2 separate regions of the Homo sapiens genome follow, and region 1 is linked to region 2. The links are chromatin loops, found by intact Hi-C in ENCODE. Cell type or tissue: transverse colon. All regions are shown on one strand. Each heading gives the region's core, and the rest is flanking DNA. Links, peaks and the distances in the headings are about the cores only.

What was found. A loop is a pair of places that touch in the nucleus more often than their neighbours do. Peaks named below come from ENCODE experiments on the same cell type or tissue, not always from the same donor. Only the 100,000 strongest peaks of a DNase experiment are listed, where the experiment ranks them.
Region 1: a loop joins it to region 2, with 2.9 times the contacts of the local background. A loop is called at or near these places in 8 of 110 quality-filtered maps.

Annotation. Positions count from the first base shown.
Region 1 is chr15:39,605,161-39,613,501 of GRCh38, reverse strand. All of the region lies in intron 11 of FSIP1 (fibrous sheath interacting protein 1), which reads left to right. Among named protein-coding and RNA genes, the nearest start is that of THBS1-IT1, 23 kb to the right of the region's middle. In transverse colon, for the core only: no CTCF peak of the experiment used is centred there; DNase peaks (open chromatin) are centred at 3,747 and 4,111; H3K4me3 peaks cover 1,750 bases; H3K27ac peaks cover 2,402 bases.
Region 2 is chr15:39,647,687-39,656,027 of GRCh38, reverse strand. All of the region lies in intron 10 of FSIP1 (fibrous sheath interacting protein 1), which reads left to right. Among named protein-coding and RNA genes, the nearest start is that of THBS1-IT1, 66 kb to the right of the region's middle. In transverse colon, for the core only: no CTCF peak of the experiment used is centred there; a DNase peak (open chromatin) is centred at 5,004.

The DNA.
Region 1 (8,341 bases), core at 154-8,153, 43 kb after region 2:
AGCCATCTGGCCCTGGGCCTTTTTTTGATAGGAGGCTTTTTATTACTGAGTCAACCTCCTTGCTCATTAGTGGTCTGTTCAGATTTTTGTTTCTTTATGATTCAGCCTTGGCAGGATGTATGTGTCCAGGAATCTGTTCACATCTAGGTTATCCAATAAAATATCTAGGTTATTATATGTTGGCATATAATTTTACATAATTACCCTTTGTATTTCTTTGGTATCAGTTGTAATGTCTCCTCTTTCATTTCATTTTCGTTTTGTTTTAAATAAGCAGAAGTTTTGAGCTTAAAGACTTTAAAAAGTATTTGTTATTGCTTTCTAATCGCACAACAAATGTAAATTTGTTGAAGGCTATTTGAAACATACAGAAAAGTGTAGAAGATAAAATCATTGTCCAGACCTATTCATTGTTAATATTAACATTCATCTTTTTTCTAGTTGTGTATTTTAAATTGTCTTCATATTCTTCTTATAATATATTCTGATATTTTTTTCTTTTATATTTTGAGCATTCTGTGTTATTAAATATTCTTCTAAATCATTCATTATGATGGCTGCAATGTATCTTATGATGTATCATAATTTAAGCATTTCTTTATTTTTGGTCGTTTATATTAAGACTTTTTGTATAAGCTAAAACTATCATGAGACAAAAATATGGTCATAATCATTATCTTCCCATTACATGATGGTGTGATGAGTTCAGAGGATTTGATTTATTTGAGTTTTCTTTCTTTCTTTTCCTAGTTAGTCTAGCTAAGGGTTTGTCAATTTTGTTTATCTTTTCAAAAAGCCAATTCTTAGTTTTGTTGATTTTTTCTATTGTTGCTAGTCTCCATTTTGTTTATTTTGGCTCTAATATTTGTTATTTTCTTTCTTCTGCTAACTTTGGACTTAGTTGGTTCTTTTTCTAGTTTTTTGAGGTTTAACATTAGATTGTTTATTTGAGATTTTTTCTTTGATAATAAGCATTTATTGTTTTATATTTCCCACTTAGAACTGCTTTTGTCAGCATCCCATTAGTTTTGATATGTTGTGTTTCCATTTTTGTTTGTCTCAAAATATAGTTTGATTTCCTTTTTTCCCCCCTCTGACCTATTGTTTGTTTAGGAGCATGTTGTTTAATTTCCACATATTTGTGAATTCACCAAGATTTCTTGTTATAGATTTCTAGTTTCATGCCACTGTGATCAGAAAAGATACTTGATATGATTAAAATCCTCTTGAGTTCATTAAGACTTGTTTTGTGGCCTATCCTGGAGAATGTCCCATGTGTGCTTGAGAAGAATGTGTATTTTCTTGCTGTAGGGTGTGATGTTTTGTATATGAATGTGAGGTCCATTTGATTTAAAGTGTAATTCAAGTCCAATGTTTTCTTATTGATTTTCTGTCTAGATGATCTCTTCATCATTGAAAGTGGGGTATTGAGGTCCCCTACTCTTATACTATTGCAGTCTATCTCTCAGATCATGTAATAATTGCTTTATGTATTTAGGTGTTCCAGTGTTGGGTGTGTATATGTTTACAATTATGTCCTCTTAATGAAATGATCCCTTTATCATTATATAATGACCTTCTTTGTCTCTTTGTGTAGCTTTTGACTTAAAGTCTATTTTGTCTGATATAAGTATAGCTAACCCCTGCTCTCTTTTGGTTTTCATTTGCATGGAGTAACTTTTCCATCCCTTCACTTTGTCCATGTATTTTCTTACTAGTAAAGTGAGTCTCTCACAGGTAGCATATAGTTGGCCTTTTATTACTATTTTTTCAACCCATTCAGCCACTCTATGTGTTTTGACTAGCGACTTTAATCCATTTACATTCAAGGTAATTGCTGATAGGTAAGGACATGCTACTGCCATTTTGTAATTTGCTTCTGGTTGTTTTGTAGAGCTGTTGTTTCTTTCTTCCTCTCTTGCTACTTTCCTTTGTGGTTTGATAATTTTCTGTGATGGTATGCTTTGAATCTTTTCCTTTTATATTTTGTGCAACTATTACAGGTTTTTATTTGTGTTTACCATCAGGTTTATATAAAACATCTTGTACAGGCTGGGCATGGTTGTGCATACCTGTAGTCCCATCTACTTGGAAGGATGAAGTGGGAAGATCACTTCAGCCAAGGAGTTTGAGCCCTGCCTGGGCAATATAGCAAGACTCCATCTCCTTAAAAAATAAAAAAAAACAACAACAAAATATCTTATTATAACAGGCTATTTTAAGCTGATAACTTTTATCACATATAAAATCTCAATACTTTAACGCCCTCCCCCCGACAACTTTTATGATTTAGATGTAAATTTTACATCTTTTTGTAATTTGGATTCCTTTAACAATTTATTATAGCTGCATTTGTTTTTAATAGTTTTGTTTTTTAACTCTCATAATACAGAGAAAATTCCTTTACACATCATCCTTACAGTATTATTCTGAATATGACTATGTCTTACTTACACCATTTAGTGCTTTTTGCTTTTATAAGTTTTATGTATCAATTAGGAGCCTTTTATTTCAGCTTAGCTCCCTTTAGCATTTCCTGTTAGGCAGGCCTAGTGGTGATAAACTTACTTAGTTTTTGTTTGTTTGGGAAAGTTTTTATTTATCCCTTATTTCTGAGGAATAGCTTTGCTGAGTTAAGTATTCTTGGTTGCCAGTTTTGTTTTTCTTCTACACTTTGATTATATTATCCCACCCTTTTATGGCTTGCAGGGATTCTGCTGAGAAATCTGCTGGTTGCTGTTTTGGGACTCCCTTGAATATTATACATTCCTGATCTCTTACTGCTTTCAGGATTCTTTGTCTTTGTTTTATTTTAATTTTAATTTAATTTTATTTTAAGGCAGAGTCTTGCTCTGTCACCCAGACTAGACTGCAGTGGCATGATCCTGGCTCACTGCAGCCTCTGCCTCCTGGGTTCAAGCGATTCTCCTGCCTCAGCCTCCTGAGTAGCTGAGACTGCAGGCACGCACCACCATGCCCAGCAAATTTTTGTATTTTTAGCAGAGATGGGGTTTCACCATATTGGCCAGGCTGACATCGTGATCTGCCCGCCTCGACCTCCCAAAGTGCTGGGATTACAGGCATGAGCCACTGCGCCTGACCGTCTTTGTTTTTTAATAGTTTGATTATGATTTGTCTTGGTGCACTCATCTTTGGCTTGAATTTAATTGGAGATCTCTGAGCTTTCTATACCTGGATGTTGTCATATTTCCACAAATTTTGGAAACTTTCAGCCATATTTTCTTAAATATATTTTCTGGGCCTTTTTCTTTATCATATCTTTCTTAGAATTTTATTATAAGAAAGTTAGTTTTCTTGATGGTGTCCCATAGATTTATGTAGGCTTTCTTCATTCTTTTTTCATAGCTCTACATTTTTTTCAGGGTCCATTATTGGGGCTTTATTAGTTTCTTTTTGTTGTGTCACATTTCCCTGATTCTTTCTAAACCTTGTTGTCTACACATTTGAGGAAATGGCCACCTCTTTTGGCCTTGAAGGTTTTCTTTCACAGTGGTAGACCTTCACTAGTTAGTTTAGCATTTGATTATGGATAGGCCAGCTGGTAACAACCCCAGACAGGTACACCTTGCTGTTGGTGTTGCTGTTGGGCCAGCCTGCTGGCTGTTCTTTGAGGTCAAGTGGAACTTCTGGCTGTGCTCTGTGGTCTGATGAGACAGATCACTAGCTGGACTCCACAGTTAAGGTGGAGCTACTGGCTGGGCTCTGTAATAGCCTCTGATTGCACAGGGTTGCATGTTGTTTTCCCTGGCTGGGAAGTACTGCTGTTTTTAATCTGTAGCTGGGCAGGTCTGTGTGCTGGGCTCAGCGACTGGGTGAGGTTTCTGCTGTTGTGCTCAGCCATTCAGGATGGGCCAGGCTATCGTCTAGAGAAACACATGGATGCAGGCTTCCCTCAGGGAAGCCTTAAGCAAAGCACTGAGGCTTTGTGGGGTCACCATGCAGCTGCTGGGGTTGGGTGGGGCCAGGTACTTTTGTCCATAGATATTCATTCATTGACCTGCACTTGCCTCCTAGCCTGGCAAGCCTTAAGCAGAACATGAAGGCTTGGTAGGGTTAGGCTAGTTGGCTGCTGGGGTTGGGTGGGGCCCGTTGCTACCCTCCTTAGGTAATCACTGACCTGCCCTTGCTGCCTGGCCTGGGGAAGGCTTAAGGAGAGCACCAGAGCTAGGTGGGGAAGCTGGCTAGGGAATGAAGCCTGGCAGATCAGTTGACTATACTTCCTGCAGGACAGTGCTAATGCTGTTGGCCAGTTTCTCTGGTGGAGTGCCTCCATTGGCTAGAATGCAGAGCCACTGCAAGATCCATGTGCTCGTTTCTGTGAGTCTCACTTTTGTTCTTTGTTTCTGGCTGATCCTAGGTGGTCTAGCCCTGCCTGTACTCCCAGTGTTTCCCGGGAGATAATAATGAGTGGGCTTCCTGCTCAGGGTCCCAGAATGTTGGGGAAGCTGAATGTTTGCCTCTCTCTTTTCCCACTGTAGAAACTCTGGGCCCAGGGGAATCTTCTGTGTGTGGTGCTGTGCTGGCTTGAGGTGTGGCAGGGTTTGGGGGAGTGGTGATGTGGTCAAAGTGAAACCATTCCTCTATTCCACTTACCCCTTGAATGAGGCTTTTTTCAGTTATGTGGTCCAAGGGGGTGTCTCAGCTTTTCACGTTCAGGGAGTTCAGGAGTATTAATGAAGATATTCTTGTCTGTAAATAGTTGGTTGGATTTTTGTTGGGGGTATGGGAGCTGAGCAACACCCATTCTGCCATCTTCCTGAGTAGAACTTCCAGCTGTAATGTTTTTATTTAGCAGCAGAGTTCACTTACAAATGCAATTCAGTTAGATGGGTGTGGTTTGCTTTCTTCACACCAAAGATCTTCATTTAATAAATGAACTGTGAAAACTTTGTTCTACTCTGAAATTGAAGTATATTGTCCTTCTTTTTGGATAAAGTGTTTTTATTAGAAAGTATCTGAATCTCCTCTGACTTCTGAAATCAAACTTACAAAATTGGATGCAATCATTTCTTGTGTATGGGATCTCATTCCCATGGAGTCCATATATAGGGGGGTTTAGAAAAGTAATTTGCTAAGATATGACTTTATTTTTATGTGAACATGAGTCACACTGATGCATATCTGTCACTGGGTAGAGCATGACAAGATGGAATGAATTGGAACTTAATGTGACTTAATGGAAAGAAGCTATGGAGACATAGAACATGGCTCTGATTATACCAGATAATGTTAATATGCAATTATAACAATTAACCCTGTGACTATGATTAAGGTGTCTTAGGTGTGAATATGTGAACCATATTTTACTTTCTGTTTATTACATAATAAGCTCTAAGGAATAGGTCTTACATTATTACTTTGAGCATGTTAGAATATCTGAAGTTGGAGTTTTACTAACCTCATTATTTATAATTATTAAAATAGCTTGCTGATCAATTTTATTCTAAAATACTAAATTGTCCATTATGTGCTTTCTACAAAAGTGTGCATCAAAACTGAATGCTGTGTCAGTTTTCTTGACAAAAAGCCCTTTGAAGACATAACTAATGAGGAGTTGCTGCGTGTTTGGCTGTTACATTTCTGTTCTACCTCCTTCTCAGGAAATAGATACACAAGAGTGTGATTCGGATTAGATTTCTGGAAGCAGACAGGAAGAAAATAAGAAAAGCCATTTATTGTTTTCTCTTTCAATAGCAAGTATTACTGATACGTAGTTGTCTTTTCCTTGATGTGCTGAGGTCTGTTCCAACTATTTCAATTGTGCTTCTAAAAGGCAGAGTCAGATAAGGCTTCAAAACTAAAACCAAACTCAGTGACCTTGAAGACCAATTTAAATGGTGGTATTGAAAAATAAGGATTTGCCTATCAGTTGTATTAAAAATTTTCAATGTGAAACACATTATCAATGTTTGTGCTTTAAGCTTCATGGTAACCAGTATTATTTGAATTTTTGAATACAAGGTTCAGTAAATTCAGCATTGTACTCACTAGTTACTGGGGTTTTACGGGACAAATAACTAGCACTCTTCTCTTCCCCACCCAGGTCAGAACCGACTGAGAGAGAGATAGATTCTGACAAATGGAGATCAAGGAGGTTCGCTTTATTGCTAATGAAATGTAGAGGATTGTCATGATCCGGGTGGGCAGCCAGACAGGCTTCCAATGCTATGCCTTTAAAATAAACGTACTCACCCAGTCACTGGCAGAGATGGAAAATCTCAGGCATCATCTGTGGAGACCTGTCCATGTAAAACCAATAGGGTGGAGGAGCGAAGCATGGAGCCTTGGGGAGCAGGGTCAGGTGGGAGCTGGGTGCTGACTCCTGAGGAGGCAGGGGCTGAGCTGAGCATGCCATTTCATCTCCCAAACTTAGCTTCCCACGGACAGTGTGGAGGGTGTGAAGTGAGGCCAGGATGCTTCCACTGCAAGTTCCTCCTTGTGGGAGCATGAGGAGAGTGGGGATTAAGTGTTGTCAGGTCACACTTAACCTCAGAGACAATCCTGAATGTACTGGCACTTCCGAAGCAAAAAGGATCAGGTCTGTGAGTTAGTCTAGTATTTAATCAAATTATCTAATACTGAGTTGCTTTCTAGGTAATCAAAGCAAAAGCCACCTATGCTTGTATAGTATTCTCCCTTCCTACTAAGCATTTGAGCTAATTATTAACAGAAATTCATAAAATAAAGATGAACATGGTATTAGCAAATAACAAACATAGTAAAATAGGGCAAAAACGGACACAAAATCAGTTGTGCAGTAAAAAATGGGGACAGAACTGCACTAATTCTTTAAGAAAAACAAAGTGGAATTTCTCGTTGGACCTGTTGAGTGAACAGTATTCTTGAAAAATTGTATAAGTTAGCAGGGAGGAAGGGATAGGGAGTTATTGGTTAAAGGATACAAAATTATAGCTTTATAGGAGGAATAAGTTCTAATAGTCTATAGCACTGTAGGGTGACTATAGTCAACAATAATATATATTTTCAGATAGCTAGAAGAGAAGGTTTTGAATGTTCTTAACACAGAGAATTGATAAATGAGGTGATGGGTATGCAATTTACCTGATTTGACCACTAGACATTGTATGTATTAAAATATCACTGTGTATCCCATAGATATGTACAATTGTGTGTCAGTTTAAAAGCCTATAGTAAATGCAACAAGAGTCATGTAAGTTTTGTTTTCTTTTTAAAATAATACCCCTAAATGAAAACTATAGTGGCCAACTGTCTTGGATTGCTCAGAAGTGTCCTGGTTTTACCATTGAATGTTCCATGTTCCAGGAAATCCTCAGTCTCTAGCAAACTGGAATGGTTGGTCACTCTAAATTGAAACTGTGAACATAAAACCAAAGAGCAGATTAGTTACTCAAAGGACCAAATTAAGGGAGTCCAAGTAAGTAGCAGAATCCCAAGCTAGAACCTAGATTAGCAGAGGGAGGGTGGCCTACCACCCACCAGTGGGAAGTGGCCTAGTGGTTAGGAACATGGGTTCTGGGTAGGGAAGACCTGGGTTTGAATCCTTGCTCTGCTGCTAGATGGAGATCTTAGGTAAGTTAGTTAATTTCTCTCTCTCTCCTCTACACCTTGGTTTCCTTGTCTATCATATAAGATGGCTTAATACCCTGTAGGGTTGTAATGAGGATCAAATGAGAACATTCAAATAAAATGATTAGCTCTGGGACTGGACTTGGTTGGCTTACATGGCGTTTAACATTGAACATTGTCAGGAGATTTTTCCATAAAAGGCTAGATTTCTGACATTTCTGACAAATCAGCAAGTTCTACCACCACCCACGGGAGCTGAGTAGCAGATGCTCCCCTTAGAAGGCATGTGTATTCTCCAAGAGGACACAGCCCCCACCTAGCCCTCTCTACTTCATGGGCTTGGTCCTTTGGAGACATTGAATTTCCATTCCATGTTGTAAGTCTCCTCTGCTTGTAGTGCAATCCAACCACTGGGAGCTTGTTAGAGATGCAGGGCCCCTAAGGGCCCACCCACAACCTAAGGCATGAGAATTTTCATTTTAATAAGATCCCTGGTGATACTTCCCGGCAATAAAGTTTGAGAAGCCCTGTTACAAACTGCAGAGCATTATTCCTAACCACAGTGAGTATCAAGATCATCTGGGGAGTTTTTTGCTTGTTTGTTTTCTAGCTGTGTCCAAGGACCTATCCAGACTTGCTGAAATCAGAGTTCCTGGGATGGAATGTCCAGGCTGCTAAATTAATGCTAGGGACAGGATTTCACTGTGAACACTTGAGAACTATAGATTTCAGTTTAGATGAAAGAAAGCTAAGTATGTTATCTTATTGGGAT
Region 2 (8,341 bases), core at 161-8,160:
ACACAGCTGCCCTTTCAGCCTCATCTAATCAATAGTTGCCATTCTAGTTATGTGATTCTATATTGAATTCTTCCTGAACACTTCTTTTAATCATTTGTTAAATGTATTAATTTTCTCTGTCTGTATGCAACAGAAATGGTTGCATTTAGTGCCTTGGTGAGTGATCCTTGTTCTTGGAACAGTGGAAAGATCCAGAGCAACCTGCTTGAGATTCTGTGTCCTATCCTAAGATCATTTCAAAATATATCATAGTCTTCCTCTAGGTTGACCCACGCACCTTCCTCCCAGTAGGGCATCTGAATAAGGAGGATGGGGTTTCTCTAGGTTGGTTCATAAAAAGTAGCTGCATACCAGCAACTAGTATTTTAAATAAGGATACCGAAACTTGAGAGTTTAAGAAACTTATCCAAGGTTTCATAGGTTTTGAGTTTTGGAGCCATGATTTTCAGAGCCTCAGTCGTTACAACACTGAACTTTGTAGTGGGCATTCAATAAATGTTTGCTGGATGAATGAATGAATGAATGAATGGATTGTTAGTCTTATTAGAATGTTGAATCAGCAGAAGAATTGATTGGGTGATTGCATCTGCACAGAAGAGTTACATTTTGAGGCTTGTTTTTCTGAAAAATATTCTAGGATGAAAATGTCCTTTTGATATAATAGGTCTCTAGTTCAGTACATTTGCACATAAAAGCTAACAGCTACTGGAGGAGGGGGATGGTGTATATCCATGGAGACCCTTAAGAAATCCCTGTAAGTTTACATTTCTTTTCCAGAAAGGATTGTTCTCATATGACAAAGTCTATGATAGATTTTAAATCTCTTTTCATATAGTATTCCTTCTCACCATTGCCAATAAGGAGAAAACAGATACTGGGAAAACTTCAGTTTGAGGGAACACAAAAGACATGGAATTTCCTTGGGATTTTTCTCTAAGTTTTATCAACTTCCATACCCTAATAAACTTTGGTTGATGAAAGTGATGAGAAATAGAGAATGCCAGCTCAAGCAATAGCACATAATTATAAATATTTTGATGTTTTTAACTGATTATTGGAGAAACCATGTTTTTATCAGCTGGTGTGTCTTTTTCCAGAAGACACGTGATTTCATGATTTGCCTTTAAGCCTCTGGGCAGACAAACCTCCCTTTAAAGGAAAGGAATTTACATGATCAGAAGATAGACCAGTTGCTTTCTTGCCATTCATCATTTACCATACTTGGGGTCGCAGAATTTTGTTTCCTGTTTAGTCCATGAGCACATGAGAGCCATTGGGTCACAGGTCTTCCTGACTGATGTGGTTGTCCTTGTGAACTAGCTCCAGCCAGCCAGTAGTCCTGCAACTGCTGAAAAACGAATATACGTGTTATATCTGAGAGAATATATGCTCTTGCTTCCTCTTAAAACTTCTGAAGGGGTTGTCTTTGCTCTGACTGGGCAGACTGAATTGGATTTATTGTCTCTCAAAGAGCTCTAGCAGTTTTTCTATAAATGATCCATTTAAAATTTCTGCTGAGTTGCAATATTTCAAACATTTAGTACACAGGTATCACATAAGGATGTTTTGGTCATTGAAGTACTGCATATACGACGGTGGTCCCATAAGATTATAATGGAGATGAAAAGTTTCTATCACCTAGTGACTAGGTAGCTGTTGTAACATCACAGCACAACAGGTTACTCACATGTTTGTGGTGAAGCTGGTGTAAACAAACCTACTGTGCTGTCATTCGTATAAAAGTATGGCACATACAATTATGCATAGTATGTACTTGACAGTGATAATAAATGACTATATTACTGGTTTATGGATTTCCTATACTATACTTTTAATCATTATTTTAGAGTCTTTTACTTATTAAAAAAATAAATTAACTGCAAAGCAACCTCGAGCAGTTCCTTCAGGAGGAATTCCAGAAGAAGACATTGTTGTCGTAGGAGATGACAGCTCTAGGCTTGTTACTGCCCCTGAAGACCTTCCAGTGGGACAAGATGTAGAGTGGAAGACAGTGATGTTGGTGACCCTGACCCTGTGTAGGCCTAGGCTAATGTGTGTGTTTCTATTTAGTTTTTAACAGTACCATTTAAAAGTAAAAAAAATAAAATAAAAATAGTGTATTAGTCTGTTTCACGCTGCTGATGAAGGCATACCTGAGACTGGGCAATTTACAAAAGAAAGAGGTTTAATTGGACTTACAGTTCCACATGGCTGGGGAAGCCTCACAGTCATGGCAGAAGGCAAGGAGGAGCAAGTCTCATCTTACGTGGATGGCAGCAAGCAAAGAGAAAGGGCTTGTGCAAGGAAATTCCCCCTTTTAAAGCTATCAGATCTCTTGAGACTCATTCGCTGTTATGAGAACATCATGGGAAAGACCTGACCCCATGATTCAATTATCTCCCACCCGGTCCCTCCCACAACAGGTGGGAATTAGGGGAGCTACAAGATGAAATTTGGGCAGGAACATAGAGCCAAACTGTATCAAATGGAAAAAAGTTTATTGAATTAGGATATAAAGAAAGAAAGTTTTTTTGTACAGCTAATGTGTTTGTGTTTTAAACTAAATGTTATTACCAAGACAGTAAAAAAGTTTTAAAAAATTTAAAAGTTTAGAAGGTAAAAAAGTTATGTTAAGCTGAGGTTAATTCACTATTGAAAAAAGAAATATTTAAAAAATAAATTTAGTGTGGCCTAAGTGTACAGTGTTTATAAAATATACATTAGTATATAGTAATGTCCTGGGCCTTGACTTTCACTCACCACTCACCCAGAGCAAGTTCCATTCATGGTAAGTGCCCTAATCAGTAATCAGGCATACCATTTTTCGTTTTTGGGTTTTTTTTTTTTTTTTTGAGACAAAGTCTGGCTCCGTCACACAGGCTACGGTGCACTGGCGTGGTCTCCACTCACTGTAACCTCTGCCTCCCAGGCTCAAGACATCCTTCCACCTCAGCCTCCCAAGTAGCTGGGACTACAGGCACACACCACCACGCCTGAGTAATTTTTGTATTTTTTGTAGAGACAGAGTTTTGCCATGTTGCTTAGGCTGATCTCAAACTCATGAGCTCAAGCGGTCCACCCACCTCAACCTCCCAAAGTGCTGGGATTACAGGCATGAGCCACTGTATTCAGCCTGCATACCGTTAAAAAAATATTTTTAACTGTACCTTTTCTGTGTTTAGATATACAAATATTTACCATTTTGTTGTAATTTCCTACAGTAATCAATGCAGTAACATGCTGTACGGGTTTGTAGCCTAGGAGCAATAGGCCATACCATATAGCCTAGGTGTATAGTAGGCTACACCATCTAGGTTTGTGTATAACAAATGAAATAAGAAAGACTTAGAAAAAAGTGTTTGAGAAATGTCACAGATAAGATTACTTTGTGTTTGCTTTTGAAGTTATTGAAATTATATCCAGTAGAAAGGAAGCCTGCTTAGATAAGTAGGATCCAAGATTAAGAAAAAAAATGGAAAGAAATGTTTAGGTAGATGAAATCTTTTGATTAATCACCCGAAATGTGCAAAATCTATAGCAAATTTTTATTTCAACAGCTCTTAGTCCTATATATATAAGTTGAACTTGCTTCTATAAATACAGATGCAAGTTCAAAATATAACTAACAAAGTACTGCTCTGAATGTAGCAAATGTTTAGAATTCACTTTTAATCAAAACATCACTTCTTGCTCTCTTAATAAATGTACTGGAAAGCATTTATCTAAGTAAATGAGTTGAAGTTGTATTCCAAAGGACTGAGAATTAAACTTCATTCTTGAATAGCACTAGCATTCTTTTTTAAAATGGTAATATTTAGCCCGATCCTCCCCTTCAGACTTAACTTTACAGAAAGCAACAGTGTGGGCTCTGAGGCTGAGCTGGAAGGGAACTATGGAGGTCATCTATTCTAATAGTTTCTCAACCCACTCAGAGTCACACAGCTGGTTATTGACATTTATGGGAGTGTAACTTATGCCTGCTGCCTAGGAAGAAAAACATCTCTTCCATTCACCCCTTTATTTGTCCTCCAATCTGTGTGTCAAGAATTGAGCTGACTGCTTTAATGTGGCTTTGTCTAATTTCATCTTAACTTCTTTCCCCATTTAATTGCATTAAGCTTTCTTTGATGATGTGAATTGGGGGAGATAGATACGTAGTGGTTGAAAGGAGGAATCTATTAAAGGCAAAAGAGACCACACGATTTTATGGGCTTTTCCAACTTGTATCTAACAATTTGTATAGGTTGACTTAGAACAGTGCAGAAAGAATTGGCTTTCAAATCGAAGTGAGGTAATCTCCAGAGGTTTAATAGAATTCTTTCTAACTGTCCTTTTTATAACAATAACACTAGTCAAACGATAATCATAGTAACAACAACCATAAGCAAAAAAGCAATAACAGTCACACAATGATGTGTTAAGTGTTTTGAATACATTATTTTTTTGAACACCCAGGACAACTCTATGAAATAAGCCCCATTTTACAGATGAGAAAACTGAGGCTTAGAGAAGTAACTTGCCCAAAGTCACACACCTGCTGTGAGGAGGAAATAATGCACTTTTCATTCATTAGAGCTTTCACCAGATGTCATATTTATCTATTTTTTACAGATGGTTAAAAGAATAATATGGAAATTTGAGTTGCTTGTCATTTTGCATTAAACATTGTGTGAAAATCACATCAATGTCACAAAATTTATTGGAATAATGGAATAGAGATTGTTTTGACATTCATCATTTCCAGAGTCTTAGAATTGTGATGATCTTTTTCCAGTGGGCTCTGGAAGCTTAAGAAATTTAAGATTTGTTAACTTAGGAAACCCTACATTATAAAACAAATTGGTTGGTTGGTTGTTCATCCACTAGAACCTGAAGTATAACTAGATATGGAGACACATGACAGCTGTTTTTCATGGGTTCATGTCCATGGGTTCATGCCCACCCTCCCATCAGATGACTTCCTCTCTCTGTGGCCCATGCCCTCTGGGACTCCATCTGACCAGTTACTGGCTGCACTTGGGAAACGAAGGAGCACTGCAGGTGTGGCTGTTGCTGTGATTGCCGAGTCATTCCCTTCCCTGTCAAGTAAAGCCTGTGTTAACTCAAAGCCAAATGACAGGAAACCTAAATTAATAGGAATTGTTTTTATTCGAAGGAGGAAAATCATAAGAAAACAAGCTATTATTATATTAGTAAGAAAGCAGAGCACAGAGACTTCCGAAGAATGTTCTGGGGGTGATATCTGATTGTTTAGCTCTTACCTTTATAGGATTGTACAGTGAATACTTATTTAAGAATCACAACGCTGAGATGCTGTACGATAGACCGTCAGAACTGGGAAGTTCCCTTCTTGTTCAGATGAGGACGCTGAGGCCAGGGAGGTGGTCTACATAAAGTCGTTTTCAAAAGTGGTGCTGTTGTCTTTTTGCCATTTCAACCTGTCTCAGCCATCAAAGATCCATTGATTGTACTGCTTACTAAGGCAGGGAGGTAAATAAATACATATTAGAAAACTTTCCCCAAGGGTTGAGACAGTATTTTTTGGTTTACTCTTTACTTTTAGTCATAAGGGAGGACTTAATATTTTGGGTATTTGAAAAGGACAAAGATGTATAGAAAGAAGACAGAGAAGTAACAGGATGATACCATATAGCCAGCAATGTGATTAAGTGATAAATTGTGTGGTACCAATTTTAAATAATAGTAGGCAACATTTCCCAAATAAGATTGTCCTGGGATTTCAGCAATTATACTGTAAAATTTTTATGGCCAAGGAATTTTGTGAAATTCTGAATATTATATAACCCTCTTAGGAATTCACAACTGATGGTAGCTTATTAAAGCCTCTGAGAATTCCATAGTAGAGAAACCTGTCCAACTGAGTTTGAACCAGAGTTTCCAAATTTATTTGAAACAGAATGTCTGAAAGTATTCTAGAAAAGTGCTGTGTGAGTTCAGGTTGCGAATGCTGATGTGGGGAATCCCGAGGATAAGGACGCTGAGTGGGGAATCAGCACAGCTGAAGAGAGCTTTGTGGAGGACTTGGCATTTGAGCCAGGCCAGCAGGAACAAAAGTGTGGGGCCAGAAATGAGCACGAGGCCTGACACTCAGCTGGCACTCAATAAGTGTTTACTGAGTAGGTATGTGAGTGAAAACATGATTTCTATGGAAGGCAATCGGGATATTGGCTTAATTAGAATGAAAAGGTTGGGGAACGTGGAAATAAAGTTGAAGAGGCAGATTCTTCTGATTAGAGAGGGTCAAGCTGAGTGTTCAGGACTTGATCCGACAGGGAACGCTTTGTTGGTTCCTGGGCAGAGGACGACGGCAGAGTAGAAAAAGTGTCTGGGAAGAATAGCCTGAGAGTGGTGTAGAGTCAGGCAGGGATGGAAAAGACCAAAGTACAGTGAAGAGCAAGGAGCCTTAGAAAATGATGCTAACCTCTGTCTGGGTAGTAGTAGGTCACATATTGATTTTTATATGTGCCTAGATAAATGCAAAAGCAAGAGATCTTTTTAAATATAAGAAGTAAGCTAGAGTAAATTCCATCTCAGTCATTTCTGGTATCTTGAAAAACAAAGGGATAGTAAAGTATTATCAGAATAGGTGGGACAAATGTTCTTGGAGATTGAAAACTTGAAGCATTTCTACTCGGAAACTTATAGTGTCTTTATGACTAAAATATATTTGACCCTTATGCTTGCAGGATGTGAAATTTAGGATAAATTACTCTGTCAGGAAACATTACCAGCTAGAGTTCCTGGAGTGGGAGCCACACTGGCTTTACAGGTGTTTTTGGTCTTTTCATATTGCAAAACAGTTTATGTGAATAAACATAATTTATCCTTATACATCTTATTCCAGCTGAAAACTCTTAAGACTCTTAAGTCCCTCCTCTTAAAGAAGACTGAAATCGTGTCCAGTCAAATGTGTAGGTGTTTATGGTACTCAGCTTTTGAGCTATTGGTTGTTTCCGTTTGCTTAGTTCTCTTCCACTCACTCTTAGGCTGGATAAAGATTTCCATTCCTTTTTGGGTGAAATATTTTCCATAAGTTACAAAAAACCCAAATAAAAAAAAAAAACTTTGCACAAGAAATCCCAGTCTGAAATAGCTTTCCTTTTTAAATAATGATATAAAATAAAGATAGAACACATGATAATTATAGTCATTATTACTTGGTGGCTTGAATGCTCAGATTATTTGAAGGGGTCATCTTTAAAATGCCTGCCTCTTTATTCTGTGATTTACTGACTCTTGACCTTTATAATTCAGTTTATAATTAAGACTTTCCCAAGAAGTCTCCCTGATAGGCCCCAAACTACCAATTACATCACACATTTCACCATTTCCAACCTACCTTTACTTTTGGGCACCAATGTTAGTATCTTATTTACATCACTATAATTTTAAAAATCTGTTTAACTTACTTCTTCTGAGTTACTCCTGGGTTCTTAACTGCTATACTTGTGTTTTCTTTTCCTAACAAGGTGGGGTCTTGGAAAGCATTGGTCTGTGTCAGTGGTTCCCAACCACGGCAGATGAGAATCACCTGGAGAACTTTTAAGAACTTACGATGCGTATGTCTCACCTTCTAAGGTTATGATCTAGTTTGTGGAACCACTGGTCTACATCAAACCCAAGTTAAGCAAACATTATATATTGTTAGTGAGTAGTACAAAACCTTCAATTCTATGGACATTTGGCAAATATCTTATATTAAGGTAGAGACTAAAATTAAAATTTAGAATTCTAGAAAATTTCAAGCTGCCAGTACAATCTCAAGTTTCTCTAATTTTTCTTTTTTTTTTTTTTGGTAGCAATTTTATACTAGATTCTTTTTTTTTCTTTTTTTTTTTATTATACTTTAAGTTTTAGGGTACATGTGCACATTGTGCAGGTTAGTTACATATGTATACATGTGCCATGCTTGTGCGCTGCACCCACTAACTCGTCATCTAGCCTTAGGTATATCTCCCAATGCTATCCCTCCCCGCTCCCCCCACCCCACCACAGTCCCCAGAGTGTGATATTCCCCTTCATGTGTCCATGTTATACTAGATTCTTGTGTGCATTAAATACCAGTGACTAACTTACTTTTGATTAAAGGGCAAAGCGTAGTGATATTAATTTATTTTTGGATTTCAGACATTCTATGTCATGCAGTATTTTTCCCAATATAACAGTTTAATATCTATTTGTCCTTATGCAGTAGATTTTGTTAGAACATTTAAACATAGACCTTTTGGAAAATTGACCTTAAGAAGTCTTTTTTTTTTAATGCCTTCCCTCTCCTATTCATGGTACATGTGTGTTTTCATTCTATTAAGTGATAATTTTT